Linked DNA regions of Homo sapiens: all the other regions are linked to region 4. The links are chromatin contacts, found by Hi-C or POLR2A ChIA-PET in ENCODE. All regions are on one chromosome and are shown on one strand. The core of a region is the stretch at or near the end of the contact, and the rest is flanking DNA. Distances in the headings are between cores, read along the strand shown. Region 1 holds the start of BCAS4 (breast carcinoma amplified sequence 4). Region 2 has its middle 21 kb from the start of MOCS3. Region 3 overlaps BCAS4 (breast carcinoma amplified sequence 4). Region 4 overlaps NFATC2 (nuclear factor of activated T cells 2).

Region 1 (5,660 bases), core at 250-2,749, 730 kb before region 4:
GCGGTAGCCTTGAACTCCTGGCCTCAAACAATCCTCCTGCATCTGCCTCTCCAGTAGCTAGGACTACAGTTGTGCCCCACCACATCCTGCAATTTTAATTTTTTTTTTTCTTTTAGAGAGATGGAGTCTCCTTATGTTTGCCCAAGCAGCTCAGCCTTTTTTTTTTTTTTTTTTTGTGAGGCGATTTAACATTTAAAGAAAAGTCAGCAGGCAGGGGGCGCTGGCCCACGCCTGTAATCCTAGCACTTTGGGAGGCCGAGGCAGGTGGCTCACCTGAGGTCAGGAGTTCGAGAGCAGCCTGGCCAACATGGCGAAACCCCGTCTCTACTAAAAAATACAAAAATTAGAATTAGTCGGGCGTGGTGACAGGCGCCTGTAATCCCAGCTACTCGGGAGGCTGAGGGAGGGGGAGAATTGCTTGAACCCGGAATGTGGAAGTTACAGTGAGCCGAAATCGCACCACTGCACTCCAGCCTGGGCGACAGAGCGAGACTCCGTCTCCAAAAAAAAAAAATTAATTAATTAAAAATAAAAATAAGTCATCAAACGAAAAATCAAAACTTCAGACTTGTCTTATACCTATTTGCCTTTTAGTACTTTCCTCATTAGCACTGTTGGGGTGGGAGATGAGGCGCACCTCGCTCTCTTCAGCCCCAAGGCTTGTAAAGGGTCTATCTAGGCCGGCCTCCGAGGGCATGGAGGGAGTGGGTGCGGTTGTGAAATGTAGTGCGCTCAATAGTTTCCTGGTGAAGTTTATTTTAAAATCCGCACCGAAGAGGAAGACGAGGACCGTCACACTCGGCCTTCCCTAAATTCCAGGACCCTCCGCCCGATGCAAACTAGATGCTTTAGTAGGATGGGAACGGGTGGGGGGCGGGCGGCTTTGGGCTTCCTCTAAGCTAGCGCCTCTCTAACCCGGACGCCCGTTAGAATCACCCGGGGAGTTTTAGAAACTACCGATGCCCAAGCCCCACTCCGAAGGATTCCAACTTAATCGGCCTGGTGCGAGGCCTGGCTTCCGGGCTTTTAAAAGCTTCCCGGGGATTCTATTTTACGGCCGGGTCCGGGGCCGGGAGCCTGTACTCTACCGGGATTCCGATGGGGAGGGGTGGCTTGCCCCAATAGTTCTCAAATTTAGCTTTGGGTCAACAATCTGGTTGGAACCACCTAACAAACATCAAAAGATCCTGATGCCCAGGTCTTAACCCAGAGACGGTGTGGTCCAGGCTTGGGAAATTCTAAAAGAGCTCCAGGTGACTGCCATCTGCAAGCGAGTTTGCAAAGCACTGATGCCCAGGTGCTGCGGGGGCGGGCGCAGCGCGCGCCGCTCGCCACTGGGTGGCGCTGCCCGCTCGGCCCGGCGCTCCTGGAGCTGCGAGCCGCGACCGCCGGGAGCGCACCTGCCCCGCCTCCGCCAGGCGGTCCGCGGGGCATGCAGCGGACCGGGGGCGGGGCTCCGAGGCCCGGGCGCAACCACGGGCTCCCAGGCAGCCTCCGCCAGCCGGACCCCGTCGCCCTCCTGATGCTGCTCGTGGACGCTGATCAGCCGGAGCCCATGCGCAGCGGGGCGCGCGAGCTCGCGCTCTTCCTGACCCCCGAGCCTGGGGCCGAGGTAGGGGACGGGGCTGTGGAGTTGGAGGAGAGGGTTCTCGCGGTTAGGGGTCCGGGCTCCGGACCCTCGGCTTCCCCGGAGCATCCTCTCGCTCCCGGAGTGGGGGGCCCGGGGATTCCCCCCTTCCTGAAGGGTGGCTGCGGGGCGCCACGCAGAGATGTGCAGCGGGTCGTCCCTGCTCGCTCCTCCGGGCGACACCGGGCCCCGGAGGCCCAGGCTCGCTTTCCCTCCCCACCCGGGTCCCCCAGCATCCGCCGGGTCCTCAGGCGCCGCCCTTTGCCAGGCCGGCCCTGGGAGAGGCGGACCCCGGGACCTCTGCTGCCCCGGCTACCTCCGAGCGGTGCCCGGGCCGAGCGGCGCCTCAGGCTGCGGCTGTGCGGGCCGCGCTGCGCTGCTGCAGCTCGGAGCGAAAACACCACGCCTCTGTCTGCGCTTTCTATTTTAAAAGCACCAAGTGAAAAGCAGATCTAAAACGAGACCCTCTACCTTCCGGCTGGAGGCATCTGTCGACGCTGTTGTGAAAAAGTTATTTGTCTGAGTTCACTAGGAGTTATTTACGGTCAGAAATTCAACCCATTCTCTTTTTAAACCACAAAAGCAGTACAGGAGTATTTAACATAAAGGCTATGCACCCCTTTCTCTTTTCTCTCCCACCCCAATTCTAGTTTTCTTAGAAAACCAGCATTAACTGTTTGGTATAAATCATTCCGGACATTTAAAATGCATTTACAAATGTAGATATCTGTATCTGCCTAGGCAGAGTATTGGCTCATGCCAGTGGTCCCAGCATTCTGGGAGGCTGAGGCAGGAGGATTGCTTGGGATGGGGATAGGGGACGGGGAAGAGTGAGGCTGCAGTGAGGCTTGATCATGCCACTGCACTCCAGCCTGGGCGACAGAGTGAGACATTTAAAAAAAAATCTATCTCGCCAGGCCTGGTGGCTCACGCTTGTAATCCCAGCACTACTGGGAGGCCGAGACGGGTGGATCACCTGAGGTCAGGAGCTCGAGACCAGCCTGACCAACATGGTGAAACCCCGTCTCTACTAAAAATACAAAAATTAGCCGGGTGTGTAATCCCAGCTACTTGGGAGGCTGAGGCAGGAGGATCGCTTGAACCTGGGAGGCGGAGGCTGCAGTGAGCTGAGATCAGCCATTGCATTCCAGCCTGGGCAACAAGAGCAAAACTCCCTCTCAAAAAAAAAAACCATAAAATATCTTTCCATATATATATATATACATATATATGAGTTTTCTCTTTTTTCTTTTTCTTTTTCTCCATATATATATATATATATATATATATATATATATATTTTTTTTTTTTTTTTTTTTTTTTTTGAGATGGAGTCTTGCTCTGTCACCAGGCTGGAGTGCATTGGCATGATCTCAGCTCACTGCAACCTCCGCCTCCCAGGTTCAAGGAATTCTCCTGCCTCAGCCTCCCGAGTAGCTGGGACTACAGGCGTGTGCCACCATGCTCAGCTAATTTTTGTATTTTTCAGTAGAGACGGGGTTTCACCATGTTGGCCAGGATGATCTCTATCTCTTGACCTCGTGATCCACCCTCCTCGGCCTCCCAAAGTGTTGGGATTACAGGCGTAAGCCACAGCGCCCAGCCATCTCCACATATTTTTAAAATAATTTTTGAACAGACGTTTTTAATTTTTTTTTTTTTGACAGGGTTTCACTTTGTCACCCAGGCTGGAGTGCAGTGACACAATCATAGCTCAATGTAGCCTCAACCTCCTGGGCTCAAGTGATCCTCCCACCTCAGCCTCCCGCATAGCCAGGACCACAGGTGCGCACCACCATGTCAGGTTAACTTTTAAAACAAAGTTATTTTGTGGAGACGAGATCTCACTATGTTGCCCAGGCGGGTCTTGAATTCCTGGGCCCAAGAGATCCTTTGGCCTCAGCCTCCCAAAGTGCTGGGATTATAGGCATGTACCACCATGCCTGGCCCATCTATATTAGTTTTAAATGAAACCTCACTTGCTGCTGTAATACTGTCCTGCAACTTGCTTTTCTTTACTCAAAATAGCATGGAAAAATGTGTGGGGACTACTAATGGGAAGGTATGGGGCTTCGTTTTGGTGTAATGAACATGTTCTGGATGTTAGATAGTTGTGTTGGTTGCACAAATTTGTGAATATACTGAAAACTGCTGAATCGTACACTTTGAAAGGGTGAATTTTGTGGTTTGTGAATTATATCTCAATTTAAAAAAATAGCATGGAGGCAGGGTACAGTGGCTTATGCCTGTAATTCCAGCGACTTAGGAAGCTGAGGTGGGAGGATCACTTGAGACCAGGAGTTCAAGACCAGTCTGGGCAACGCAGGGAAACCCCTGTCTCTACAAAAAAATGTTAAAATATAAAAAATTAAAAATAACACGAACAAAAATTTAAAAATTAAAAATAACATGAGCATGTATCCATAAACACTGTCCAATAGAAATATAATTGGAGCTACAAATGTGAGCTACCTATGCAATTTTTTTTGTTTTTGAGACAGAGTTTCACTCTTGTTGCCCAGGCTGGAGTGCAATGGTGTGATCTCGGCTCACCGCAACCTCCACCTCCTGGGTTCAAACGATTCTCCTGCCTCAGCCTCCCGAGTAGCTGGGATTACAGGCATGCGCCACCACGCCCAGCGAATTTTGTATTTTTAGTAGAGACAGGGTTCCTCCATGTTGGTCAGGCTGGTCTCGAACTCCTAGCCTCAGGTGATCTGCCCGCCTCGGCCTCCCAAAGTGCTGGGATTACAGGTGTGAGCCACTGTGCGTGGCCACCTACGCAATTTTTAGTGTTCTAGGAGCCACATGAAAAAGAAACAGGTGGCCAGGCACCATGGCTCATACCTGTAATTCCAGCATTTTGGGAGGCCAGGGCAGGCGGATCACTTGAGGCCAGGAGTTTGAGACCAGCCTGGCCAACATGGTGGAACCCTGTCTCTACTAAACATACAAAAATTAGCCAGATGTGGTGGCATGAGCCTGTAATCCCAGCTACTTGGGAGGCTGAGGCATAAGAAACGCTTGAACCTGGGAGGTGGAGGTTGCAGTGAGCCGAGATCATGCCACTGCACTCCAGCCTGGGCAATAGAGTGAGACTCTGTCTCAAAACAAACAAACAAACAAAAAAAACCCAAAAGAATTAAAAAAGAAAAGAAACAGGTGAAATTAATTTCAATATATTTAAAATAACAGTATATCTGGGCCAGGAGCAATGGCTTACGCCTGTGGTCCCAGTACTTTGGGAGGCCAAGACTGGAGGATCACTTGAGCCCAAGGAGTTCAAGACCAGCCTGGGCAACATAGTGAGGCCCCCGTCTCTAGTTAATAAAAAAATAAAAATAAAAAGCATATCCAAAATATTTCAACATATGATCACTAGTACAAAGTTAATGAAATTTTACATTCTGTTCTTTGTCCTGAGTTTTCAAAATCAGGCTTTTGATACTGAACTTTCAGTCCATCTCAGCTTGGACTGGGCACATTTGAAGTGTTCAGTAGTCCCATGAGACGCGTGGCTGCCATGTTGGAGAGCCTAGGTCTCCGTCACCCTCTGCCTTCCTAGTGTCCCATGATGAAATAGTAATTGCTCCCATTCCTGAGCACATACTGTGTGGCACCAGTTTGCTAAACTGTGTTCATGGCTTATGTCATTGTGTCACGGCAGTGACCTGGTGACTGGGATGGTGTTATGTTGATTTTATAGGTCAGCAAACAGAGGCTCTCATGGCATAAATGACTTCATGTGGATGGACCGTAATTTATGAATCATTCATAAATGGTTCAGGGCTGGTGCGTTTTGCCAGGCAGGGTCCTGGGGGAGGCTCCACGCTCCCCAAGCATACTTTGGTCTAGTGTCCCAGGGACTCAGGCACAGACATTTAGGTTGTCTGCGACTTTTCACTGCCTTTAGCATCCTGAGTGCATTTCTTGTTCCTTCTCTCCCTTACTCTCAGCAGCGACATGTCATTGTGCCCAGTGGCTAAGCCCCAGCTTCATTTTGTCTCTATTAGGAATAGTCTTTAAGAGAAAC
Region 2 (5,594 bases), core at 2,133-4,632, 550 kb before region 4:
GCAAGACCCTGCCTCTTAAAAAAAATCAGCCAGGTGTGGTGGTGCACACCTGGAGTCCCAGATACTCGGGAGGCTGAGGTAGGAGGATCACTTAAGCCAGGGAGGTTGAGGCTGCAGTGAGCTGTGATTGCACCACTGCACTGCACTCCAGCCTGGGCAACAAAGTTAGACCCGTTCTCCAAAAAAAAAGAAAAGAAAAAAGAAAGAAAGAAAAGAGTGTTGTATACACAGATCCCAAGAGGAAGGGGCATGACACACCATGGAGAAGCCACACCTGGAAGTACCATGGTTGGTCGGGAGGCAGAGGTTTCCAGGGAAAAACAGGGGCAGAAAGCTTCCCGCTGTGGCTGTGGGAAGGAATAGGTGACCCAGGTAGGCAGGCTTAGGATCGGCTCATCTGAATAATTTCAGTGAGCTCTGGGGGGGGTGGGGTTGGTCCCTCGTTGTCCGGTGGCTCAGGGTGTTAGTGGCCTTAGGGCAGGCACACAGTGGCTAGGAGTGTGACAGCCCAGTAGAGGAGGTGCTGCTGGCTCTGGATTGGTTGGTTTGTATTTGAAACACATGTTCACAGTCCAATTGTTTACTGTCTCTAGGAACTGGCTAACCCTGGGAGGAAATGTACTTTCTGGGTCAGCAAGGTCCCAAGATGTCAAAGCAGCAAAAATACATAATAAAAGACATGATTAACATAGTTCTCCACAATAAAATCCAGGCTTTACGTGCAGAAGTCAAGGCAGACTCTGCGCAGCTAGAAACAAAAGATGTCCCCTATAGAAATGCAATTCTAGAGGCTTCTGGCCCCAAGGGAGGACTCTGCTAACTTTGCCCGTATTTATCTTCACACTCCCAGAAGGACCATCTTTCTTTGTCCTGGGGATTTACGGCACCCACACACCTCCTGATTAGTCCCATCTTGGAACTTCTGACGATATGTCCAGGTCCCCTCTGGGCTTCTCTGCCCCAGGTCACTGGGTCTGAGGAGCCGCATCTGCTGCCACCCATTCATTCCTCATCACTGTCAGCAAAAGTGACAGTTGACAGGGATTGCAGTTCTCACTTCTGGCACCAGGCCCTCTTGTTTTTATTTAAAACTGTCCAGAAACTGTGCCTGCTGTCGCCAGGAGCGGGGGCTAATCTGAACAATGTGAGATGTTTGTCTTCAGGCGTTAACAGGACCGTTAGTCACCTTAGAGGGCCGGGCGCTGTACGATGTGAGAGACGTCCGTTCAAGGCAGCTGCCATTTAGACCGTTTCTGCCGAGAGGAGACTGTCAGGCTTTGAGACACTCTGGGCTGTTTAAGGGACTTTGCCCTTTTTGTTCTCAACTCCTTATTGATTGGGATCCTTCCCAAAGGAGCTGGGCATTCATTAGAAGCTGCAGAGTAGAAGACACCTCCTTTCTGGTTTTCTGGTTTAATGGCACCAGAAGTGGGAACTGATTAATCAAGGAGGTTTTGTGCTTGGTCCCGGACTGTGTGCAGGGAGGGAGGGCTCCCTGCGCTACCTTCCTCCAGCAATGCTCTGGTCCTTGGGGCACATTCTTTTCTCTTCTCTAGCAGCTTGTTTTTATCTCTTCTTTCGTTCCAGCATGAGTTTCTGCACACCCATTTAACATTTTTCCCTTTCTGCTCTAGACTGCTTGAGTGGTTTCCCCTGGTGCTGGGCTGATGTTTGGGTTTCTGTGAATAATAATTTTGGGATCATCTTGATCTTTTCGAGTCCACAGAATTTTGGTTTGATACACTAAACTTCCCCTGAGCCCACCTTGCCAAACCCGCTCTTCCTACGGCCATCCCCTGCTCCAAAAGTGGAGCCTCCATCCTCTCAGGTGCTGAGGCCACAAATCTTGGAATTGTTCTTGACCCCTCTCTTTTTCTTTTTTCTTTTCTTTTCCTTCCTTCCTTTCTTCCTCCTCCTCCTCTTCTTATTCTTCCTCTTCCTCTTCTTCCTCTTCCTCTTCTTCTTCTTCCTCTTCCTCTTCTTCTTCTTCTTCCTCTTCACTCTTGCTCTGTTGCCCAGGCTGGTGTGCAGTAGCGTGATCTTGGCTTGCTGCAACCTCTGTCTCACAGGTTCAAGCAATTCTCCTGCCTCAGTCTCCCAAGTAGCTGGGATTACAGGCACCCACCACCATGCCCGGCTAATTTTTTATATTTTTGGTAGAGACAGGGTTTCACCATGTTGGCCAGGCTGGTCTTGAACTCCTGACCTCAGGTGATCCACCCGCCTCGGCCTCCCAAAGTGCTGGGATTACAGGCATGAGCCACTGCTCCTGGCCCCTCTCTTTTTCTTATTCCCACATTCCGTTTGCCATCAACACCCTATGGGCTGTACCTTCAAAACATGCAGAATCTTCCTGCTTCTCATCACTCACCTGGTCCACATACCATCACCTCTCAGCTGAACTGTTAAAGTCACCTCCTCTCTGGTCTCTTGTTCCCAGAGGGAACGTGTTAACACCTCAGGGGTATCTTTTTACGCCTGTGCTGAAAATGCCCCCCTTCTGGCCTGCTGCAATGGCTCATGCCTGTGACTCCCGCTTGAGGCCAGGAGTTTGAGATCAGCCTGTGCAACATAGCGAGACCCCATCTCTACACACACACACACACACACACACACACACACACACACACACACACATGATTACCTAGGCATGGTGGTGCATGCCTGTGGCCTCAGCTGCTCAGGGGGCTGATGCCAGAGGATTGCTTGAGCCTGGGAGTTGGAGGCTGCAGTAATCTCTGAGAATGTCACTGCACTCTGCCTGAAAACAGAGCAAGACCTTGTCTCTAGAAAAAAGTCAAACAGAAAACCACCCTACGCTGGCTCTCATCTCACTCAGGGTAAAAGTCACATTGCCCAGAGGACTCCGATCTGCCCTCTTCCTCTCCAGCCTCACCACCCTGCTTGCCCTGCCCCCACCACCTTATGTCTGTGCCTCCAACACATCAGGCATGGTCCTCCGGGCCTTTGCATGGGCTGTTCCTTCCACTTTGCCCAAATGTCGCTTTCTCAGGGAGGCCTTCCTTCATTACTTAACTTAAATCATGTATTCATTTATTTTATTTTTTATTATTATTAAATTTGAGATGGGGCTCACTGTGTTGGCCAAGTTGGTCTTGAACTCCTGGCCTCAAGCAGTCCTCTGGCCTCGGCCTCCCAAAGTGCTAGGATTACAGGCACGAGCCACTGTGCCAGGTCAACTTAAATAATTTAAAATTAAGACATGCCAATTACAATCGCATCTCCTCTTGGGCTTCCCCGCTTTGTTTCTCTCCATGGCTCCGTCACCATCTGACGTAGTACATGCTTTCCTTGTTTATTTGTGGAATGATTGATTGAATCACTCTGGCAACCATCTTATAGTCTGAATAAGGTTTGGAATATTCGATGACTCTTTAAAAAAAACCCCTGTGTGATGTGTCTGAGTTTTTGAGTATGCCTAGAAGCACATCTAGAATAGGCCCCTCCTTTGTCTCCAGCTCTCGGAGGCAGTAAAAATTCATTTGCCAATTTAGTGGCTAAAGGAATGAGTAACCCGTTCCTCTTCCCTGTGAGTGAAACGTTCCACTTATATTGTGTCTACACATTCTTTGCAAATGTCAGTTGGAATGAATGAATCATGGGCTGAGGGATTGCACCATATGCAGCTGACCCGATGACTGAATCTCGCCTGTATGATGTCACCAGAGTCAGTGATGTGGGAGGGTTCGTAGGCCAGTGGTGACCCCCTCAAATGGGAAAAGTTACTTCATTGGGAGGTGACCTACCCTACTCAGAGGCCATGCTGAACTTGGGCTGTGTGGCACAGGTCAAGGGTGTAACCTTCGGAGACACTTCTGTCTGTCCTTAAGTCACTTCACTTCTCTGAGTTCCCTTGTGTGCAAAGTGAGGCTAGTGTTCATCTCTTCAACACACATTTGTGGAACAATGTGGGCTGGAGATGTGGAGTGAGCCGGGCAGGTGTGACACCTGTTTCCTTGGAGCTCACAGCTGGTGGGAGAAATAGACGAGACTTCGGGAAAGACAGACAACAATTGCACTGTTGGGACCGGCTTGAAGGAAATGAGAAAGGACAGTGGCACAGGGAGGTGGGGACTGGCACCAACAGGACCCTCGAGGGAGACGGGACCTGGCGCAGACATGCGGGTGGGAGTGAGCCCTCTGGGGTCTGGGTGGAGGCAGCCCAGGCAGGTGGAGGCACCGGCAAAGGCAAATGCTCCGAAGTGGGACAGAGCTCTGTGCGTTTGAGGAAGAGGCAGGGCCAGTGTGGCTGGAGTCCGGAAAGGAGAGAGAGGGGACAGGCTAAAGTCAGGGTTAGAGGACGCAGGGCCAGGCCACTGTGAGAAGTGTGGGCTGTGTTCTGCGGACTTCCTGAGGACTGGGCGGCGCGGTGTGTGAAGCCCAGGGGTCCAGCCAAGGACACTCCTTCCTTCCGTTGGGACTGGGCCAGCAGGGCTCAACAGGACACCCCTGCCAGAGCAGGAGGGCCTCCTCGGTGGGCCCTGTGGCTTCCTCAATCCTGCAGACGTTCCTGGGAGAAAACCAGCTTGTGGCAGGGCTGTGCAGGGCTGGGAAACCGGAGAGGGATTTCAGGGTGGGCACAGTGCGGGGCTGGCCAAGTTTGGGTCGCCTTCCAGCTTTGAGCACTTCCTTAACTATTGAACAGTGGCAGCGAGGTGGGTGGGCTCACCGGTGAGCTCCTTCAGCACGGCAGGGATGCATTTCTCAGGTCGGGCCATGTGGAGCATCCCATCTTCCCATGGGACCAACTCTTCTCCTAAGTCAGTCCCCGGAGGGAAGTGAGTGACAGCGCTGACCTCAGCAGTTTCAGAATGGGGGGATTGGCAGGACAGCTACTGTCCATTACCAGGAGGGGGCGCCAGATCACTTTAAAACATTTGTCATTCTGTACACTTGTGCTTTAAAAAGGCACATTCTTTAAAACCATTTTTTTGTTGTTAAACAACTTTAGTCTGTTTTGTTTTATAGCATAATGGCTATGAAGTCTTAGATTTTCTGTACTGGTTTAGTTTTTCCCTTAATGGACATTAAAATAAATACATCCCAACCACCGCAACCATAGCAATTGTTGTGAACTGCGAGCCAGTTCTAACAGCTGCATAAATATTAACTCATTTAATTCACAAGATCAGCTTATGAGGTGAGTACTATTATTATCCCTGCTTTACAGATGAAGAAACTGAGGCAGAGGTTACTGGGCTTGGCCTCGGTCCCTGCTGTGGCAGGTGTCAGAGGTGGGATTGGAACCCAGGCTCTAGAATCAGGGTTCAGCTCTGTTGCCTCTCTAAGGATTGAGGAGCAGAGGGGCTTGTGGTTCCCAGGTGTGTGCAGCCAGCCTTTTCTAAGCTCAGCTGTATGCACCTGGCATCTCTTAGATGCTGTCATGTCTAGAGCCTGGAGCTGGGGCTGGGATTGGGGCAAGGGGCCAGGGATTCTTAGATAAGTAAGACCTGGTAGCCCTCTCTCTGCCGAGGGGCACCGGGTCTGGGGGAAGAAGGTGGATCTCTATCCAGCAGTGTACAGACAGCAGGGAGGTGGGAATTGGAACCAGTCCTTGCTCAGGGCTCTGAATG
Region 3 (5,549 bases), core at 268-2,767, 710 kb before region 4:
ATTTTTAGTAGAGATGGGGTCACCACATTGTCCAGAATGGTGTCGATCTCCTGACCTCGTGATCTGCCCGCCTCAGCCTCCCAAAGTGCTGGGATTACAGGCGTGAGCCAGTGCACCTGGGCTAATTTTTTTTTTTTTTTAAAGGGATGGAGTCTCACCATGTTGCCCAGACTGGTCTCGAATTCCTGGACTTAAGTGATCTTCCTGCCTCGGCCTCCCAAAATGTTGGGATTACAGGCATAAGCCACTGCTCCCGGCCATGGACCCTTTACATAACATAAAAAATTCAAGTTTCCCTTGTCAGAGTCCCTTTCCCAACTCCTCCTGCCCAGGGCTAAGTAAGCCCTGTTAATAGGGTTTCCAAAGAAACTATGGGATGCCCGGTTGAATTTGAATTTCAGATAAACAACAAATTTTTTAAGTATAAGCACATCTCTTAACTATTAGCAGTCTGGCACATATCATTCCAGGCCTTTCTCTGTGAAGACATGTACTTTTTTTTGAGACGGAGTCTCGCTCTGTTGCCCAGGCTAGAGTGCAGTGGTGCAATCTTGGCTCACTGCAGCCTCCGCCTCCTAGGTTCAAGCGATTCTCCTGCCTCAGCCTCGGAGTAGCTGTGACTACAGGCACACGCCACCATGCCCGGCTAATTTTTGTATTTTGAGTAGAGACGGGGTTCTGCCATGTTGGTCAGGCTGGTCTCAAACTCCTGACCTCAGGTGATCCGCCCGCCTCACACATTTTTTTTGGTATGGTTTGTATCTGACACCGTCTGCAGCTTGCTTTTCCTCTCCGGGGTATCACCGGGGCCACTGTGTTTATTAGAGCAGGCTGTGAGGTTGTGGACTCCATCTGGATTAGGATCCTTGCCCCGCTGTTTGTTAACTGTGTGATCTTGAGCAGGTTACCCCACCTCTCTGAGCCTCCGTGTCCTCATCTGTACAACGTGGAGGATACGGGTAGCTTTGTTATTTCCTGTATTTGTTGATCTTGTCTCTTTTGAAAGCTGCATAGAATGGAGAGGCCGTGGTGGCTTTAACCAGTCCTCCGTGATGGGCGCCAGGACTGCTGCCTGTTTATTGCTCTTTCAAAGGAGGCAGTGGAAGGGGGTCGAGCAGGAACCGGGCACATAATCCTAAGACTTAGTTTGCTTTAAAAAAAAAAAAAAAATGAAGGGTGTTTGTCTCCCTGGAAACCACTTGCTAATCTCCAGGATATCGTCTCTTTTTCAGGCGAAGGAGGTGGAGGAGACCATCGAGGGCATGCTCCTCAGGCTGGAAGAGTTTTGCAGCCTGGCTGACCTGGTGAGTGGCTGCCTGGAAGGCGTGGGTTTAGGCCCAGGCCAGACTTCAGGCCCTTGCTGGAGTTTTCTGCGGAAGCCATTTTGGTGGTGAGTTAGCAACCAGGAGGAATGGGGCAGCGGCCAGCGCTGAGAGGAAAGCCACGTGCAAACACTCCCTCCTCTCTCTCTCTCTCGCTCTCTCTCTCTCACTCAACCCCAAGTGCTTCCTGAGGCGGCCATCTTGATCTCGTCCTTCCCTCGAGATGGTTTTTATTCCGCAGAGGAGCCAGGAGTGGACCACAAGGTGGCACTCTCGGGCACCGATGCAGGGAGCCGTTCAGCGGGGACGCTAGACTATATTTAACTTTCCTCAGCTCTGCACCGTCCCCTGTGCAAACATGGAGACAGCCAGGAAATGGCTTCAGGCCTGCGAGGCCTAGGAGGAGCCTCTTGCCCAGGCCACAGCCCGTGGTGGAGTTGGGCATCGAGTTCCTTCCTGAATCCTTCTGTTCTCTCTGCTTTTACCTCCTACTCTGTCTGGTTGGCCCAAATCTACTAGCCTGGCTGAGGAGGAAGATGGAAGACAATGGCCCAGAAGACAAAGCCTCCCACGCCAGAGTCTCTAGAAATCGCCTCTAGAGGCTGGGTGCAGTGGCTCACACCTGTAATCCCAGCACTTTGGGAGGCCAAAGCGGGCAGATCACTTGAGGTCAGGAGTTCAAGACCAGCCTGACCAACATGGTGAAACCCTGCCTCTACCAAAAATACAAAAATTAGCCGGGTGTGGTGGCAGGCGCCTGTAATCTTAGCTACTCAGGAGGCTGAGGCAGGAGAATTGCTTGAACCCGGAAGGTGGAGGTTGCAGTGAGCTGAGATTGCGCCACTGCACTCCAGCCTGGGTGATAGATCAAGATTGTGTCTCAAAAAAAAAAGAAAAGAAAAAGAAATTGCTTCTAGATCCCAGTGTTCCTAGGATTGCTGCCAGCCAGGTGTGGAGCCCCCAGGAGTGCTGATAGAATTTTCTAGAAGCTCCCAAGCTTATTAGAGGCAAACCAGTAACCTGGGCTTGAGGTGTCTGCCTGGAGGCCCAAAGGGTAGAGCTCCATATTGTGACCAGGCCCTGTGTCTCCCCAGAGTGGAGGAAGCCTGGCCACCTGGGCCCAGTGGTGTGCGTTTATGTCCCTGAGAAGCACCGTGTCCGGACCCTGAGAGTGTTTGTGAGAACCCAAGGGAGTAACAGTAACAGCAGCCCCAGATGTTCATTGAACGCCTTTCTTTGTGCCCGGCACAAAGCCACCCTAGACAGCAGGCACTGAGTCATCCCTACCTATTCAGCGGACCTCGGCCCAGCCTCTAGGGTCACAGCAGAAATCCCAAGAGGACCTATATGGTTTCTTCTCTTGAGTCAATTTTTACGTTCAGATGTGGGTCCAGGTGGGAGCTAGGTAACAAGACAGGCTTTTAACAGCCTGGATTGTCCTTTCTTTACCACCACGCATTGGACTCTTTCTTTCTCTTTCTGTCTTTGTCTTTCTGTCTTTCCGTCTTTCTGTCTTTCCGTCTTTCCCTCCGTCCCTCCCTTCCTTCCTTCCTTTCTTCCTTCCTTTCGAGATAGAGTCTCGCTCTGTCCCCCAGGCTGGAGTGCCGTGATGCAATCTCGGCTCACTGCAACCTCTGCCTCCCGGGTTCAAGTGATTCTCCTGCCTCAGCCTCCTGAGTAGCTGGGATTACAAGCATGCACCACCATGCCTGGCTAATTTTTGTATTTTTAGTAGAGACAGCATGTTGACCAGGCTGGTCTTGAACTGCTGGCCTTAAGTGATCCTCCCGCCTCGGCCTCCCAAAGTGCTGGGATTGATTATAGGCGTGAGCCACCATGCCCGGCTGCATTGGGCACTTTCTCATGAATGGGCCCCGTCATAAACTTGAGTATGCAAAGAGAGTTCAGTCCATCTCCATTCCCATCAAGCCCCAGTGTATGTGGGGAGACTGATTTGGGTATCAGTTGGTGCCGTCCCATGCTACAGTGCTGTTGTCAAGGTAAGGTCAAGGTGTGAAGGGATTCCAGAGCCAGGGGTGCTAAGTCCTGCCTAGGAAATTGGGAAGGCTTCGTATAACAGGTGGTGATGAATCTGGGGCTGTAAGGAGAAATAGAGAATTCAACAGATGGGGAAGGAGTGCATTCAGGCAGAGGGACCAGCCTGTGCAAAGGCGGGGAGGCCAGGGATGTGGTATGGCTGGGCACTGGGTGAAGGATCGTGGTTGCGGGCAGGGAAGGCAGGTCGGGAGGATGGTGTGGATGGATGCTCCAGGGACACCTTTGTTTTCAAATCCCATCCCGTCATCCACATGGGCATTCTGCGCAAGGAGACCCAGCATCAGCCTGAAGAGGGCTGGGGGCAGAAGTCCATGTGGACAGGCGGAGAGACCCATGTGGCCCAGCCCTGAAAAACCATCACAGCTTCCTGTGGTGGGAAGTGTGTGTGTCTGTGTTGCCAGGAGACTCAAGATTGCAGGCAGCATCAGGCAGGTCCTCCTAACTCGAAGCCTGGAGATGCTTCATGGAAAGATTTAATCCTGAGGCCACACACAGATGACCCACAGGTCCAATCCTGCCTGCAGATAATTTGATGTTTCTGGGGGGGAAAAAAGCAGGCATTAGCTTGTGACATTTTTAGAATTTCATGTGAAAAATCTAGAGTTCCGGCTTCTCTCAGAAAAGCAAAGATCTGGCCCTCCTGGGGTACTCATTCCTACCTTGCAAGCATCGGCCGCCATGTCACGTGGCAAGCAAGCGACCACCTGCTGTGGGCAGCAAGCGTGCTTTCCAGCTTGATACAGTGCTGGCTGCTCCCGGGGAGCCTTCCTGACTCCACAGCCGCCACGTGCTTGTGTATTTTTGATAGATGATGTTTCTCTGTTCTTTTGACCCTACTGAAAGTGGGAAAGTAAAGCCAGACCAAGAGGATCCCATGTTCCAAGAAATGGAAGAGAACATGCATCCTTTTGGAAGCAAAGACTCTTCCCATGTGTCTGTGTTGACAGAATGTGCCCAGCCAGTTCTGCAAATATGTGACGCTTGTGGGACCCCTGGGGGTGTTTGAGCTTACAGCCCCTGCATGGGCACGCTGTGCCAATGCCATTTATATTCTAGAAATCCTCTTGGCCCCTAGAGGTTCATGCTTGGCTTACCTGGTATGTCTGCTGTGTGCTGTGGGGCTACATGACTACAGAGAGAGGTGTCCGGTGATCAGCCCTAGCTTGGGGCCTCTTTTTTCTCTTTAAGAGCTGCTTTGAAATCCAAGTTAGGGATGAGTAGGGTCCTCTAGGAGCAGGTGATGTCACACCACGGACCACTGTCCCCCCAGGTCCCTGCCTCGGTCTTCAGAAACACTGTTTGATCAATTTACAGGTCCGAGAGAAGGCAGGCCCTGGGCTGCACGGTTTAGAGAGAAGCCACTTCCTTTCAGATAAAATTAGGCTGTTAGAAATCAAAGTCCAGCTTCCCGTCTGCTCTATTAGTTCTTCCATTAGCCTGTCTTGATCACTCTCTGTCACTGAAATTCACCCCTCTGTTCTGGGACCTCTTTTAACATTTGATATAATGCCAATTGTTGGCACTTCACTTTCTGATTCCTTCTACTGTGGGGCCATGGACATGTCACGTTACCTCTCAGAACATTTATTTTTTCCTCCGTAAAATGAAAATAATGGTTCTGATTATCTATTGCTGTGTCAAACTACCCGAAAATTTGGTGATGTAAAACAACCACCCATTTATTTTGTGGGCTAGAGCAGGGCACAGAGGACTCAGCTCATTTGAGTCGAAGCTGGCTCCTTCATCACTTGTCTGGTACCTGGGCTGGGCTGGTTGGGGCTGGTTGGGGCTGGTTGGTGTAACTTGCCCCGTGCACGCTCTCCACGTGGCTGGCGTGGGCTTCCTCGTAGCATGGCTGTTTGACCTCCCCAGAGCAAGCAGTCCAGTGGGCAGGAAGGAAGCTGCCACATGTCTTGAGGCCTAAGTATGGAAACTGACACAGTGTCACTTCTGTTGTAGTTTATTGGTCAAAGCAGTTACACAGCCCAGCCAGAATCAGGGGAGAGAAACTGTATTCTACCCCTTCATGGAAGGAATTAAGGAGTTTGTAGCTGTCCTTAATCCACTACAAATAGTTTCCATCTCCAAAGAGTTACTGTAAGGAATAGATGAGGCAGAGATGTGTGCTTTACACCCACTAGAATGGCTAGATCTTAAAAACCACCAAAA
Region 4 (5,942 bases), core at 842-3,341:
AGTCTGCCCTTCCCTCGACCTCGAGATCCACCCCCACCAATCAGCAAATGCCATGAGGACTCTTGCTCCGCCATGCCCCTAAGCACTTGGAATGGTCCTGCCACTAAACAGGCCCTCAGAAAGGATGTGTTGGCTGAATGAATGAGGCAAGTTCAGAAAAGTCTACCTGGAATAAACTATTACTCAAAGATGCTAATATCCAAACCAAAAGATAGAAGGCTATAACTCTAGAGAGGGTCATTTTGTAATATCCATGAAAATTCCAAACACACGTGCCCCCGGAACCACATGTGCCCTCGGAACCAAGCAATGCTACTTTTAGAAATTCATCCTGGGCCAGTCATGGTGGCTCACACCTGGAATCCCAACCGTTTGGGAGACAGAGGTAGGAAGATTGCTTGAGGTCAGGAGTTTAAGACCAGCCTGGGCAACGTAGAGACCCCATCTCTAAAACAAAAATTTTTTTTTCATTAGCTGGGCATGGTGGCACCTACCTGTAGTCCCAGCCACTGGAGAAGCTGAGGTGGGAGGATCAAGGCTGTAGTGAGCCATGATCGTACCACCACCTCCCAGCTTGGGTGACAGGATGAGAACCTGTCCCAAAAAAAAAAAAAAAAAAAAATTCTTCCTGCAGATATACTCTCACCTGTGCAAAATGACCTGTGTATGCTTAAGATTCATTACTACAACCCTGACTGTAATCCCAAAAGACTGGAAGCAACCCAAAGCCCATCTATTGGGGATGAATTAATTCTGGCTCATTCATATGATGGGATACAGTATAGCTACAAAAAGGCCTGAAGAAGTTCTTTATGCATTGACATGGAATGACCACTGAGATTTAGTATTAGAGAAAAGCAAGCTGTATAGTGTGCACAGCATAAAAAGTGAGAGGATGTACACAAACACAGAGAGATGTACACACAATGTACACAGACAGATGTACACACAGATGTATACAGATTACACCTGCACATATATACACAGATGTACAGATGTACACGCACAGACAGATGTACACACACATATGTACACACACAGACAGATGTACACGCACAGCTGAAGGATGCACAGGCTTTCTCTGGAAGTCACAAGTAATAGTGACATCCTCCAGGGAGGGGAACTAAGGAATGGGAGGACAGTGGCATGGCAGAAAGGAGACTTCCTTTGATTTGTGTAATTGTGTAAGAAAATAAATGTAACTCCCAAAAGAAACATTTTTAATTTTATTTCATAGGTGGTAGGTGACATAGCATGATATACAGTAATGAAACCCTGTTTTACGAAGCAGGAAATGAAGAGTGCAGTCCTGCTCCGCCACTAAGTAGCAGCGTGACTTTGGAAAAGTCCCCCACCCACTGGAGGCCTCAACACCTTCTCATTTATAACTGAACAGCATTAAACTGAATCAGTTTCCTTGGTGGCTTCTGGCTCTGAAATCCTTTGATTTTTCTAGCTAGCATCTGTAAGGCCTGGAGTTCTTGTGAGGCTGTAGTTTAATGTAAATGTGTATTTGAATTCGCACATACACACACACACGCCTTCCTAGAAGGTAACAGAGCACAGAGTTTTAATCTAGGAAAAGAGGAATGTCAAACCCATGGCCGACAACATTCTGAGAATTCACTGCCCTTCGAACCAGAAAAACAAAACACAAAAAGTTTCTTAGCAAAAATTCCGGCCGTATCAGAAGAACTGCACTGTATCTTATCAGAAACACACCCTTGGGGCTGATGTGCACAGTCCACAGAAACGCAGTCCTGAAAACACACATCACTCACACTCCCTAGGAGCTCTGAAAAACAGAAAGCTCCAGTGTGCTGAGCAAAAGTATTTAAAGCATTTACATTGGTTTTCATTAATCCAAGCGGCAGTTTTTTTTTTTTCCTCTTGACAAGACTTTAAATGTTTACCAGCAAGCAGGGAATATGAAGATAATTAATAATCATTTAATTCTCAGTCCCCTGGGTATTTGACAGTAAATTTCACAAATAGCACATCATTAAAATATTTCTCTAAGTCAGTGGCTGAGATTCGTCACTATTTCTCCTTAAACAACTGCCACGCTCACAGGCGGCTTTCTTACAGTCATCACGATGCCCGCACGGCACTGGGTGAAGTTAGTTTCATCTCAGAACCACCAAATGTTCTCAGGAGGATTTCCAAAAAGCTTGCTTTTTTTTTAACCACTTGCACGATCTTTGCTCTATCCATGTGCCACCAAAAAGTATTTACTTAATACTTCTAGTATTTAAATTCACTCACTTATTTTTTTTTTATTTTAAAAGGAAACTTTACACCACTACTGCAGATGGAAAATCAATGTCACCTCCATAAATAGAAGGTAGGGTAAAAATACAATAAAAATAAAACTTACTAAATTCAAGCAAGACACAGTGGCTGGGCAAAGGCTCTGAGTCTGAGGCTTTATACAGCCCCGCCCCCGCCAATGCTTCTGCGGTATAACTCATATACACAGATGTCAGTGTTTTGAGTATAGAGTTTGACGAGTTTTGCCAAATGTCATACATTCTTGCTACCACCAACATAATCAAAATATGGAACATTTCCAAGACCCCAGAAAGTCAAGACCTAGGAACAGGGAAAGGGAGGAGCCAGTGTTAGAAAGAAAGGTGTCAATGGTACAGCAGTACCTCACTGAAGCGCTACTCCTTTTTTGTTTGTTTGTTTTTTGTTTTTTGAGACAGAGTCTTGCTCTGTTGCCAGGCTGGAGTACAGTGGTGCGATCTCGACTCACTGCAACCTCCGCCTCCCGGGTTCAAGCGATTCTCCTGCCTCAGCCTCCTGAGTAGCTGGGATTACAGGTGACCACTACCATGCCCGGCTAATTTTTTTGTGTTTTCAGTAGAGACAGGGTTTCACCATGTTGGTCAGGCTAGTCTCGAACTCCTGACCTCAAGTGATCTGCCCACCTCGGCCTGCCAAAGTGCTGGGATTACAGGCATTAGCCACCATGCCTGGCCTGAAACTCCACTCCTTCTGACTAGTTCAAAGAGAAAATAGCGCTGAAAAATAGTTCTTAGCACATACAACGTCCTCACTGGTGGACCACCTAAAATCCATTTCACCTACCATGGGAGGTACCTGGCCTGCATACGAAGCATCAGTACCAAAGGGAGGAAGAAGATAGAAGCAGGGATGGGGGATTCAGAGGTTGCTGCTCAAGGGCCTCTGTACCTCCATGTCACGCACATGCTGTTCCCCTTACCCAGAACTCCCTTCCATACCTCCCGACCTTACATCTCCTAACAAGCCACTATTTATCCATCATGACTTGACCTGAGCCACCCCCTCCTGGAGGCCCTCCCTGTTTCCCCAGGCTGGATCAGGCAGCTCTTCTACACTCCCAGGTCCCACAGAGTCCCACATTGAAGTCTATCTATGGATTCACTCGTCTGTCTACCCTCTAGACTCTGAGGTTCTTAGAGGCAGATAGGAGTCTTACATCAATAATTATTATGAAGATGATTATAATGCAGAAAAAGCAGCTAAAATATATTGAGAACTTACATGCTAGGCATTGTTATAAGCACATTACATGTAGTAAATTACTTGATCCTCACAGCCACCTACCCACTGGATGCCAATAGCAGCTGCCCTGTCCCTCTCCCCGTTGTGGCAACCAAAAATGTCTCCAGGCATCGCCAAACATCTCCTGCCAGGCAGGCTCGCCCCCAGCTGAGAACCACGGCTCCTGGCTTTAGAGCCCCAGCATGGCACAGGAGGCCTGCGCACAGCAGAGGCCCAAAGACTGCTGGAAGCATCAACTCATGACTCACGCCCTCAACCTGAACTGATTCAGAAATGAGACATCTTCTCACTCTCAGCCCTGGCAGGTGACGCTCATCTCTGTGGCAGACACCTGAAAGTTCTCATTCTTATCACCCCTCCTTTCATCAAGTTCCTGGGTGCTTACCCAATAGGTAGGCCCTGTGAATATGTGGAGAAATCTCTGGCCACTCCCAAAAACTACAGGACAAGATTGCTGGGGAGGCCAGTTCAGCCCTCCTCTTTGCCCCACCAAGCAAGAGCTCTACGCTGAGATCCAGGTCTCAGTCAACAGAGGGTAGCACGGGGTTAGGGGACTCCAGATCCACTCCCACCCCCGGCTGTGAGACTTGGGGAAACTCCATGTCCTCATGTGTGACACGGGGTGATGACACTGGTGATGATACAAGCCTGTCGGTTTCCCTAACCTATGCAAAGCCCAAGACACACAGAATCAATACCCAGTAAATGGGGCCTACTGGATTATTATTGAAAGAACAATCTTTTCGGTGACAATTCTGCCCTTTCCCTGCTATAGTTAGTCTATTTTACAACAACTTGAACGCACTAGTCCCCAACCCCTTCGAAAGCATTACGAAAAAAAGGAAGACATTTTTATAAAAATAAAATGGGTTGGTCAGCACTTTAGGAATTCTCTTTTTACCTCAGATCCTGCTGACCTTCAGAAAATGTGTGGAGGAGGTAAAACGTGCTTCCAACACCCTCTCCATTCCACACTTTGTACTTTTCCTCCCAGGCTACCTGGCAGTGGATCGACTAAATCTTACTAAAGTGTTAGTGGGTCAGTGAGCCGCTTGTCATAATCAAAATACTAGCACATCTATACCACTTACTTTATATCGAGAACTGTACGCATCTAGTGTATGTTCATATTTGTCTCACAAGAACCCTATGAAGCAGCTGATATCGTTTCCCCATTTTATATAGGGGGAAAATGAGGCTCAGAGAGGGTGAGTAATTTGCCCAAGGTCACACAGCTTCTAAGTAGCAGAGCCAAGATTCATTCTCAGGCAACCTGGCTCCTCCACCCCCCTAACCACTACTTTATCCTGCATCTCAGGAAAGAGGTGATTTCCTGGATGGCGACACCCTGACCCTGACACAGGGAAGCAAGGATCCCCCCCGGAAAAGAAATCACTCTGGGGGCCTCATCATTTCACTCGGGAGGTGGGCTGCCCCTGACAACTGAAGACACAGATTCCTTTCTTCGGGAATGTTCACAGTCTCTCCTTTTGCCCCAGGATTGAGTCAAAGATTATTTTAAAAATCCACTCAGGCCACACAGTGGTCCCCGCCAGCGCCTCTCCCCCTGGAAGCTCTGTGAGCCTGTTGCTCACCCTCGCAGACGGACACACAGCCAAGTCTGAGGTGGCCGCTCGCTCAGCGCCAACCCGCCAGCCAACAGATCACTTTTGAAAAAAGGAACAGCAAGAGAACATCTTCTCTGCCTAGAACTGCAGGCGGGTGGAATTTTCGGGAAGCAGAATCGTATGACCAAAATAGAAACCCAGCTAGGGAACCTCTGAGAGGCAGCCGTCCTTGGGGGGCACAGGGAGGGGCAGAGGCAAATGGAGCTTTCAGGCTTGAGTGGCTGGGAAGAGAGAAGCAGGGCCTGGCCTGGGGGCTGGATGCCCCTCCGATGGGCAGCAGGGCCACAGGGCTCCACTGATCCCTGGCCAAGCTGATCCGACCCACGGCTTGATGAGCTCACCCCGATGCCGAGGTGGCGTGAGTCCCAGGGCCTGGGTTTGGGACATGACAGTCTGTCGCCAAGGCAGCACTTAGGATGCCACAGCTGGCACCGCAGATCTGTAGCCGGAGGAAAGGGGAGCAGACAGAGAGGCAAACCTCGCCTCCTGCCACTCGCCCCGACAACTCTCATAACTTCCTGCCCATCAGGGGCCACAAAGAATCCCAAAACAGAGCAGGAAGGTGGACAGATTCTTCATCCGGCAGGTGTGCACAACCTAGAGAAAGAACCCCTTTGAAAAGCAATGGGTTGCCTCCAAATAACAAATCTGACACTCAGCAAACTTTCTGACAAGCCCCCAGACCACTGCTGCCCACGCCCCACCCAGTCACACACATACACCACCTAACAGTAAGTAGATTCTCAATCAATGAATCATGTG

The links. Hi-C counts contacts between places; a loop is a spot of excess contacts on that map. ChIA-PET counts read pairs that join two places held with the same protein, here RNA polymerase II (POLR2A). Pooled maps may share reads with other maps.
Region 1: a pooled map shows a loop between it and region 4 (3-fold over the local background). The contact joins the promoter of BCAS4 here to the enhancer-like site in region 4. A Hi-C loop is called at or near these places in 2 of 37 single-sample maps with no recorded cell type and 5 of 50 pooled maps. POLR2A ChIA-PET finds 5 or more read pairs at or near these places in 1 of 52 experiments (OCI-LY7).
Region 2: a pooled map shows a loop between it and region 4 (10-fold over the local background). The contact joins two enhancer-like sites. A Hi-C loop is called at or near these places in 6 of 50 pooled maps. POLR2A ChIA-PET finds 5 or more read pairs at or near these places in 3 of 52 experiments (AG04450, activated B cell and activated T-cell).
Region 3: a pooled map shows a loop between it and region 4 (6-fold over the local background). The contact joins two enhancer-like sites. A Hi-C loop is called at or near these places in 9 of 37 single-sample maps with no recorded cell type and 4 of 50 pooled maps.

What each region holds. Positions count from the first base shown.
Region 1 is chr20:50,793,562-50,799,221 of GRCh38, forward strand. It overlaps BCAS4 (breast carcinoma amplified sequence 4), which reads left to right and starts at 1,500. Exons shown (of 5, transcript NM_198799.4): 1 at 1,500-1,612. The coding sequence starts at 1,523. RefSeq lists a silencer at 1,233-2,052 and an enhancer at 5,350-5,429.
Region 2 is chr20:50,976,774-50,982,367 of GRCh38, forward strand. No RefSeq gene overlaps it. Among named protein-coding and RNA genes, the nearest start is that of MOCS3, 21 kb to the left of the region's middle. Within about 2 kb of position 3,383, at least 3 of the 41 ENCODE cell types and tissues checked have a DNase peak (open chromatin) inside an H3K27ac peak, as active enhancers do.
Region 3 is chr20:50,816,979-50,822,527 of GRCh38, forward strand. It overlaps BCAS4 (breast carcinoma amplified sequence 4), which reads left to right. Exons shown (of 5, transcript NM_198799.4): 2 at 1,233-1,304. Among named protein-coding and RNA genes, the nearest start is that of BCAS4, 25 kb to the left of the region's middle. RefSeq lists enhancers at 1,748-1,797, 1,808-1,857, 2,345-2,394, 3,378-3,879, 4,944-5,273. Within about 2 kb of position 1,518, at least 22 of the 41 ENCODE cell types and tissues checked have a DNase peak (open chromatin) inside an H3K27ac peak, as active enhancers do.
Region 4 is chr20:51,527,485-51,533,426 of GRCh38, forward strand. All of the region lies in intron 1 of NFATC2 (nuclear factor of activated T cells 2), which reads right to left. Among named protein-coding and RNA genes, the nearest start is that of NFATC2, 12 kb to the right of the region's middle. RefSeq lists enhancers at 3,727-3,776, 3,817-3,986, 5,418-5,942. Within about 2 kb of position 2,092, at least 7 of the 41 ENCODE cell types and tissues checked have a DNase peak (open chromatin) inside an H3K27ac peak, as active enhancers do; they include OCI-LY7, where a contact is called at or near this core.